3 separate regions of the Mus musculus genome follow, and regions 1 and 2 are each linked to region 3. A link is a loop called in an ENCODE intact Hi-C map of the cell type or tissue named here. Cell type or tissue: gastrocnemius. All regions are shown on one strand.

Evidence for each region. Hi-C counts contacts between places; a loop is a spot of excess contacts. Peaks named below come from ENCODE experiments on the same cell type or tissue, not always from the same donor. Only the 100,000 strongest peaks of a DNase experiment are listed, where the experiment ranks them.
Region 1: a loop joins it to region 3, with 2.0 times the contacts of the local background. A loop is called at or near these places in 10 of 42 quality-filtered maps.
Region 2: a loop joins it to region 3, with 1.8 times the contacts of the local background. A loop is called at or near these places in 6 of 42 quality-filtered maps.

Annotation. Positions count from the first base shown.
Region 1 is chr11:65,726,415-65,728,914 of GRCm38, reverse strand. The region is part of intron 3 of Map2k4 (mitogen-activated protein kinase kinase 4); the gene reads left to right. Among named protein-coding and RNA genes, the nearest start is that of Mir744, 7.2 kb to the left of the region's middle. In gastrocnemius, no CTCF peak of the experiment used is centred here; no DNase peak of the experiment used is centred here.
Region 2 is chr11:65,734,007-65,736,506 of GRCm38, reverse strand. Map2k4 (mitogen-activated protein kinase kinase 4) reads left to right here. Exons shown (of 11, transcript NM_009157.5): 3 at 1,141-1,315. It overlaps Mir744 (microRNA 744), which reads left to right and starts at 1,675; the gene lies at 1,675-1,774. In gastrocnemius, no CTCF peak of the experiment used is centred here; no DNase peak of the experiment used is centred here; H3K27ac peaks cover 1,855 bases.
Region 3 is chr11:65,787,043-65,789,542 of GRCm38, reverse strand. It overlaps Map2k4 (mitogen-activated protein kinase kinase 4), which reads left to right and starts at 1,184. Exons shown (of 11, transcript NM_009157.5): 1 at 1,184-1,407. The coding sequence starts at 1,299. In gastrocnemius, a CTCF peak has its summit at 1,227; a DNase peak (open chromatin) is centred at 1,203; H3K4me3 peaks cover 1,816 bases; H3K27ac peaks cover 1,750 bases.

The sequences.
Region 1 (2,500 bases), 61 kb after region 3:
TTTATTTACCCCAGATAGGACTCCAGGGGCAGACCAGAGAAGCAGCTCCACCCAAGTGTAGCTCCGTGAACCAGAGTTCTTTAGTGCTACTCACAGGGAGCATAGGTGAGGGATTACTTATAGAAGTTTTGGTGACTCCGAGGCATCCATATCACTGAAAGGCCCACCTCAGCGTGGGTGGTGACTCAGGAAAGCTCCATTCCTTGAGTTCCCCGCACAACCTGTGTATGACAGAGCCAGCAGGAACCTCCTCTCTGGCTCTGTTTGTATAACCCTAGGGTGGGAGTGTGTAGGTGGGGCACTTATCCATCTTGTGAGCTTCAGGAGCATCCTGAGTCTTTAAGTTTATTCTCCTTGTGGCCCTTCTTCCTTGTGGGAAGTCAGGAATGGTAAAAGTACACTTTGGCTGTTTCTGTTAGAAGTTCCATCAGTGAATGGTTCTGGTGGAGGTTGATGGTCAGTAATCACTGGGGGAGGAGAGTGTTTATTTTATAGTGTTTATATTTATGCCTTACATATTGCTCTGAAAACCTTTAATGGGATAGTGACAGACGTGACTTTGGTGAGAAAGTTCCCTTTTGATATCATATAGTGCTTTGTTAAGCAATTAAGACCATAGTGATGACATTTGATTATTTAAATCTGGATGGGATGTAGAAGTCATGGCTGTGTTGCTTGATTTGAGAAAGATCTCTATTATCCTGTGATCTCATTTTATTGGCCAGATCATGTGACTAAATTAAGAAATCCATGATTACCTTAGAGGTGTATTTCCTATGCACAGTACAAATTGAGACTGCCCAAGAGTGGGGATTCCACAGTTATGACAGAGCTGCCTCCTGTCAGGCTGGGTTTTGAATTAAATCTGTGCTTTTTTTTTTTTTTTTTTTTGGTAGCTCCAAGTCAGTGGTTTTCAGTGTGAGTTCCTTTTTGTAAAAGTTTTACATGAAACTCAGTAAATAAAATAGATAAATCAGTAGAGGCTAGAAGAGGCTGAGAATATACTAAAGTAGTAGAATGTGTTTAAGCATGCCTCAAGTCCTGGGGTCAGTCTTCAGCATGAAACAAGCAGATAGATAAAATAGAATGAGGGAAGGGGCTAGGACCATGGGAAACATGATAGCTCTTATCTACCAGTTTTGGAAGCCCAGAGAATACCAGTTCAAAGACAGTATTAGAGTTGGAGTAAGGTAGTTTGGAAATGCTTGTTCTAGGTAAATTTTAACCAGCCCATTGTGTGTTTCAGATCATACTTGAATCTAGTTTCTAAAACTGACCATTGCTTAGTAGACCTATCTGAATTGTGGTACTGAATTATATCCCAGCATGCATAGCTATTTGGAGAAATACTAGGCTTATCATAGCTCTCCCTCCTTGCGTATATCTGAACTAATATTTGGTAATTCCTAACTCTTGTGCTGTCTTAAACCTTGCTCCTGATTATCCTATAGATTTGGCTCATTGTCTCTTTTAATGTCATAGGTACAGGAACGATGACATGATCTCTACACCCTAGAATCCTTAGCCCTGGCCAACATTGTGCTGCTTGAATGTACATGATGTGCTTAGTGAGAAGGAAGAAGCCCCTTTATCAAGGCGCATCCAGCTTGTTTCATTCTACTCTCCTTACTGTGGTGGGATACAACATATTCTCCCAAGTTCTCAGTGCGCAGCCAGTGTCTTTAGTGAGAAAAATGGGAAATACCAATTTTAGCTTATCAATTTGGTGAAGTAAGCCAAGAAGTTTATAAATTGATTTCATTTATAAAAAGACTTCAGTGAACTTTCAGCTAAAATTCACGTTCTTGTGAACTTAGTAGATGCAAGTACCCATAGTAATTTCATACTCAGTAGACACCATTTATTACTTCTGGACATGAAAACAAATGTTGGATCTTTGATCTACATTTCATGCTCCTCTCCGTACCTCACATTCTCTGTTTTGGATGATGTCACCATCTCTTCTTGTTGATCATGGCACTATGAGATGTCTTGGAAAGTTAAGTATGTGATCTGTGTAGAGACTTGAGCAGCTTAAGATAAACTTGTTCAGCAGAAATCTGAGTCAATAGAAGACAGAAAATAAAAATTCCTAAGATTTTGTGTGTGTGTGTGTCGTCCAGAGGAAGGTTGTGTGGAGTAATGGGGCTCTAACAGGTAGAGCAGGGTGCGGGCATCTGCTCTTGCATCTTCTTTGCAGACAGAGGTGTTAGCAGCAGATGTTTAGTAAACAGCAGTGTGTATATATGCAGGAGTCTGGGTGCACGTTAATTACGAGGACTAGGCACATTTCCCTCCCTCCCTGGCTTGCTTGCTTCTCTGACCCTCAGAGTTTTTCCCCTCCCCTTTTCTCTGTTTCTATCTTTCTCTCTTCCCTCCTTCTCCATTTTCTCATTCTATCTTTTCCTCCCTCCCTCCCTGCCTCCTTCCCACCCTTCCTTCTTTGTTCCCTCCTTCCCTTTGGAGAGTTTCTCTGTGATATATTTGCTTAATCTAACAA
Region 2 (2,500 bases), 53 kb after region 3:
TTAGATAAAATATATTAAGCTTTTAACTGTACCCTTGAATCCTACTTATTATCAACATTAGTCCTACTTATTATCCTACTTATTATCAAGATGGGCTTGGGGGAAGCGAGATTTTAGCATTCTAAAGTGTTTGAGGCCCTTAGAACTAGCCACAGAAAACAGTTCTACAAATTTCAGGAGACATTCCAGAGTTCTTCAAGAACAAAATAGATAAGTGAGCTGTAAACTGTCTTTGCTCTTATCACAGGGCTGGACTTTGAAACAAGTTTTATGACTTAATATGAAATTGAAAACTTGTTGATACTCACTGGTTTCTTCATGTGTGTTGCACTTTCTAGTTTGACATAGTTTGTTCTCACATGTAGGGAAAGGGAGAGAAGAAAGAGAAGTCTGGTTTCTGTATTGGGATTTGGGTGTGATATTTAATGCAAAGTGATCCCTGCATTTTCTGTGAGTAACCAACTCCCCTTTAAGCCCATTCATTACTCCTGCTGTTGAACAGAGGCTAAAGGCTTTGAATAAGATAGTGCAGATTGCTTTGGGTTAGCTGGCTTTTGTTTAACTGTTCCCCACTTTAGTGCAGTGTAAACAATAACAGGACAGTGTATTAAAGTACTCACTCCCATGTATTGCTAAAACCACTGGGGATACTAGAAATGTTGCTTTCCAGCTTACCCCATATGCTCTGCTTTAATTGCTATAGGCTACTCCTGGGCTTCGGCGTTTAAACAGTAGGTCAGGCTATCCTTAGATACAGCAAATTTTGGAAACAGCTTAAGCAGCTAGAGGGTGTGATAGGGTAAGCATTTGTAGAGGTGAATTCTCAGTTCTGGGGCTTTTGAGGTAATAGAGTTCTGTAGGCTTGAAAAGGGTCTACAATTGAGTAATCAAAACTGGTAGTTTCATCAGCAAAAGGAGACTGGGTTGTATGATTGTCTTTGAAGCTGTGCCTTCTGGATACCTAAATGCATTCTATTAAATTTCAATGTGTAAAGAGCAAGATGTCACAAACAGCTCTAGAACTGGGTCAGGCTGCTTGTGATCAGATGAGTGTTCCCACACGTACTCAGTGCTAGCTAAAAGAAAAAAAGTTAAAACCTATTTAAAATGTGGAAAAATTGCTTCCCAATATTTTAACAGAGAGAGACTGAGAACACACAGCATTGAGTCATCAGGAAAACTGAAGATCTCCCCTGAACAACACTGGGATTTCACTGCAGAGGACTTGAAAGACCTTGGAGAAATTGGACGAGGAGCTTATGGTTCTGTCAACAAAATGGTCCACAAACCAAGTGGGCAGATAATGGCAGTTAAAGTAGGTGATGCCATGATTACTTTTGGTACTTTAATCCATTAGCTGAAATTTTGTGGTACAGCAACACCACTGCTCTGTTCTTACCTCTGTGGTAATAATGGGTGTTAAAAATTCTGTCTCTGCTTTTGCTGAGGGTGTTTTGTGTAAAGGTTGTCTTACTGGTTGTATGTTTTCTTGCTCTGGAATGTGAGTGTGTGAAGTATGTGTGCTCATTACATTTTTGCTGTGATACATTAACAGGTTTTAAACTTCTGGCCCCTTCACTGCCAAGGTGAGTTCAGGCTGGGCCGCTGCACCCCTGGGAGCAGGGCAGTGCTGCTCTGAGCCAGGCGGGAGCTGGAGGAAGAAGCAGCACAGTGGGCTGGGCAAGGTGCGGGGCTAGGGCTAACAGCAGTCTTACTGACGGTTTCCTGGAAACCACACACATGCTGTTGCCACTAACCTCAACCTTACTCGGTCCTGACCGGCTCGGCTTCTGTTGGTTTATTCCATCTCTACTCAGTACTGCCCTGTTCCCTGGTTTAAAAGTTGTATCTAAATGTGTACCTTGTGATAATACTGTCACCTCTGTCCTAATTGTGTTGTGCCATTTGATTTGTTCATTTACCTTCTTCCCCTAAAAAAGGCCAGAAGTGGAGATTCGGTCTAAATTATACCCAGCGAGCCTCTGTACCTGTGATGAACTGACAGTGTTCATCTTGCTCTTAATGGATTTGCATAACTGTACTTTGTTTGTTCAGATGTTTAAAAAACATTATGTTCTGTTTAAGATACAGCACACTAGCAATTTGGGAGCAAACTTACAAGAAAAAAACAAGATATGGCCATATTGTATTTCATGTCTCAAAATACCCATGAGAACAAATGCCATCTCAGTTTACAACAGTTGAGAGTGGCTTTGCAGATAGTCTAATTTAATCCTGTCTGTCAAAATGGCCTGCAGGGATGACACTGAGAAGTGGGTCTGTCTCCCAGTTTTAATGCTATCTGAGAGCTATTACAGCAGCATATTGAAGGTCTCCAGTGTTCAGTGTTTCCTCACTGATGGGTCATGTCAGGATAATGCTAAATTAGTGTTGAGGAAACATTTTATGTTTCTCTCCAGTTTCTTGGTTTCGACCATATTTTTACAATGTGGAGAGAAAGGTGCTTTTGGTAGGAAAAAGTGTATACATTCATAAAATT
Region 3 (2,500 bases):
GACTGTGAGATATTTATTATTTACACCAAAGACTGAGATTGGGACGCTCATGAAGCTTACGGAAAGAGGGAAATTCAAATTCCTCTAAGCTATTTCTTTGCATTGCTTCAGCCCCCAAGGAACTGTGGAAATGACACTCACACACCACACTCACACACCATAGTGATACTAGAGCCGGCTGGGAAACTTTCCTGACAAGTCAAATGCCATGACACACTGGGGTCAGAGTCTGGTAGTGACAGGATCTGATTCTTGTTTTATTGCTAGCAAATTATGGAACCTTTGATGCCTTTCCCCTGGGTGTTAAAGTGCCCAAGCTAAAAATAAAAAATAAAAATAAAAACGCAACTATATTATATTGTTTTTTTTTTCTTTTGCGTCCACCCATGTTTCCTAAAATGGCGATTTGTTTTGGAAGAAGTATTTTATTTGATGTTTTTCATCCTTAAAACCATTTTTAGAGAAGATTCTGGAACCCATCCATAAACCAGGTTGACTGAAAACTTAGAGAGATCTGCCTCCTAAGCACTGGGATTAAAGGCATGTGTCGTCACGGACAGCTTTATGCTCTTTGATTCTTCTTCTGGAACTAAAATATAACTTCCTTCAAAGAAAGCCACCTTCTGATCTGCGCTTGAAAAAGAGATGCGTTTGAAGGCCATCACAGCCTCACCTTTTGCTGTTTGCTGTCTTCTTCCCACACAGAATAAATTAACAAAATATTTGGCATGGATTCTGGACTGAAAAGCCTACACCGGAACTTTTTCTTTCGGGTTCTGATACTTTTTTTTTTTTTTTTTTGTCAGTGAAATACTCCTGTTAGTCCCCAGCAGAACAGAGAGCTCTGGGTTGAGACCACAGTTATTGTCATCTCTTCTGCAGTGATGGATCAGAGACTGGACAGGAAGCGTGACTTCTGAGATCTCGTAGAACTCTACGTGTTCTGATTTTGGGTTCTGAGGTTCAGAGAAGGGAGTTCTAAAGCTTTGGGGCTGTAAGTCTTTCCCTTTTCTCAATGCACATATATTTCTGATTCTGCAAGCCACTATGGGTCCCTGAGTGGTAGGTTGAGAGTCACCCTGATCCAGGACTTCAGGCCCTGCCCTCAGTGCTGGGCGCTGCAGCTCAACCTGTATTGCAGGCTGCGCGTCAGTGCTAGTGGGGGTGTGCCCGGGGGCGTGACGGAGGCGTGCCCGGGGCGTGGCCAAGGCGGCGCACGCCGCGCCCTCAGCGGAGCGAGAGGCCGAGCTTGCTGCATTGCAGCCGCCGCGGCGCCGCTCGGCTCTTCACTTCCAACAATGGCGGCTCCGAGCCCGAGCGGCGGCGGCGGCTCCGGGGGCGGTGGCGGCACCCCGGGGCCCATCGGACCTCCAGCTTCTGGCCACCCGGCGGTCAGCAGCATGCAGGGTAAGGACGGTGGGCGCGCAGAGACCCCGGGGCCCCCTCGCGAGGCGCTCGGCCGAGCCGCGGCCTGTGGAGCCGCTGCGTCCCCGGGGCTGTCTGAGGAAGCCGCCCGAGCTCCGCGTCTCGGGCCCGGCCTCGCCCCGGGATCCCCGCCCCGGGCCGGGTTTCGGTGAACGCTGTGGCGGCTCTGGCTCTGCCCGCTCCGGCCCACCTGGCCGCCCCCGCCCGCGGCTCACCTGGCGCCCGCTGGCTCCGGGAACGCGCGCGGCCGGGCCTCTGGCTCGCAGGTCGGCCGCGTCCCGGCCCTCGGCCCCGCCGCCCCCGCGCGCTGCAGTGGGGCCGGCTCAGGGCCATCTTGCGCTTCACGGTGCGCCGCTGGAATAGGGCCACTGCGCTGTCCCCCCGTCCCCAAAACTTTGCAGGGTGTCTGCGTGGGAGGGGCGGGGGGTTGCGAGGCCCTGGGCCACCTGTAAGGTGGGGAGACAGCCATTGGCCCCGGAGAGGCGTTTCGACCCAGGCCCGAGATGTGTCTTATCCTCGCATGCAGAAAAGAAAAATCAGATAAAAATAGAAGACCGAGTTGGGCTGAAAGGGAGAGAGATTCAGGAAACCGAATGGCAGAGGTCAAAGTGATCATGTCTGGGCATCTGAGGCAGCTCCCCTGTAATGGCCTTTCCTCACCGGGAGGCCTTAGGAGCTCTGTGTGGGATTTGACAGGGGGTGTTGTGAAAATAACAGGCCCGAGTCCATTTCTTAGGTTTATTGGGGGGATTGACACAGGCAAGCCCAGAAATCTCTTGACAACTTTAGCAAACGACTTATGTTGAATTATTAGAGTCGTTTGGATATCTTTGGTATCAGTATGATACCAACTCTTCATAAAGCGCTCCTTGTGTCTAATGAAGTTCAACAGATTATATGTTGAAAATTTCGTGTTTATGCCAGCATACCATGATTTGGGCAGCAGAAATACGATCTGTATTTACATCCCTTCCCATAAGAAACATTTATGGGATAGTATATAAACAGATTGAGCATTTCATTCAGAAGATATATTCTGTACAGGTCCTAAGCTAATTAATTCAAATTTAGTTAG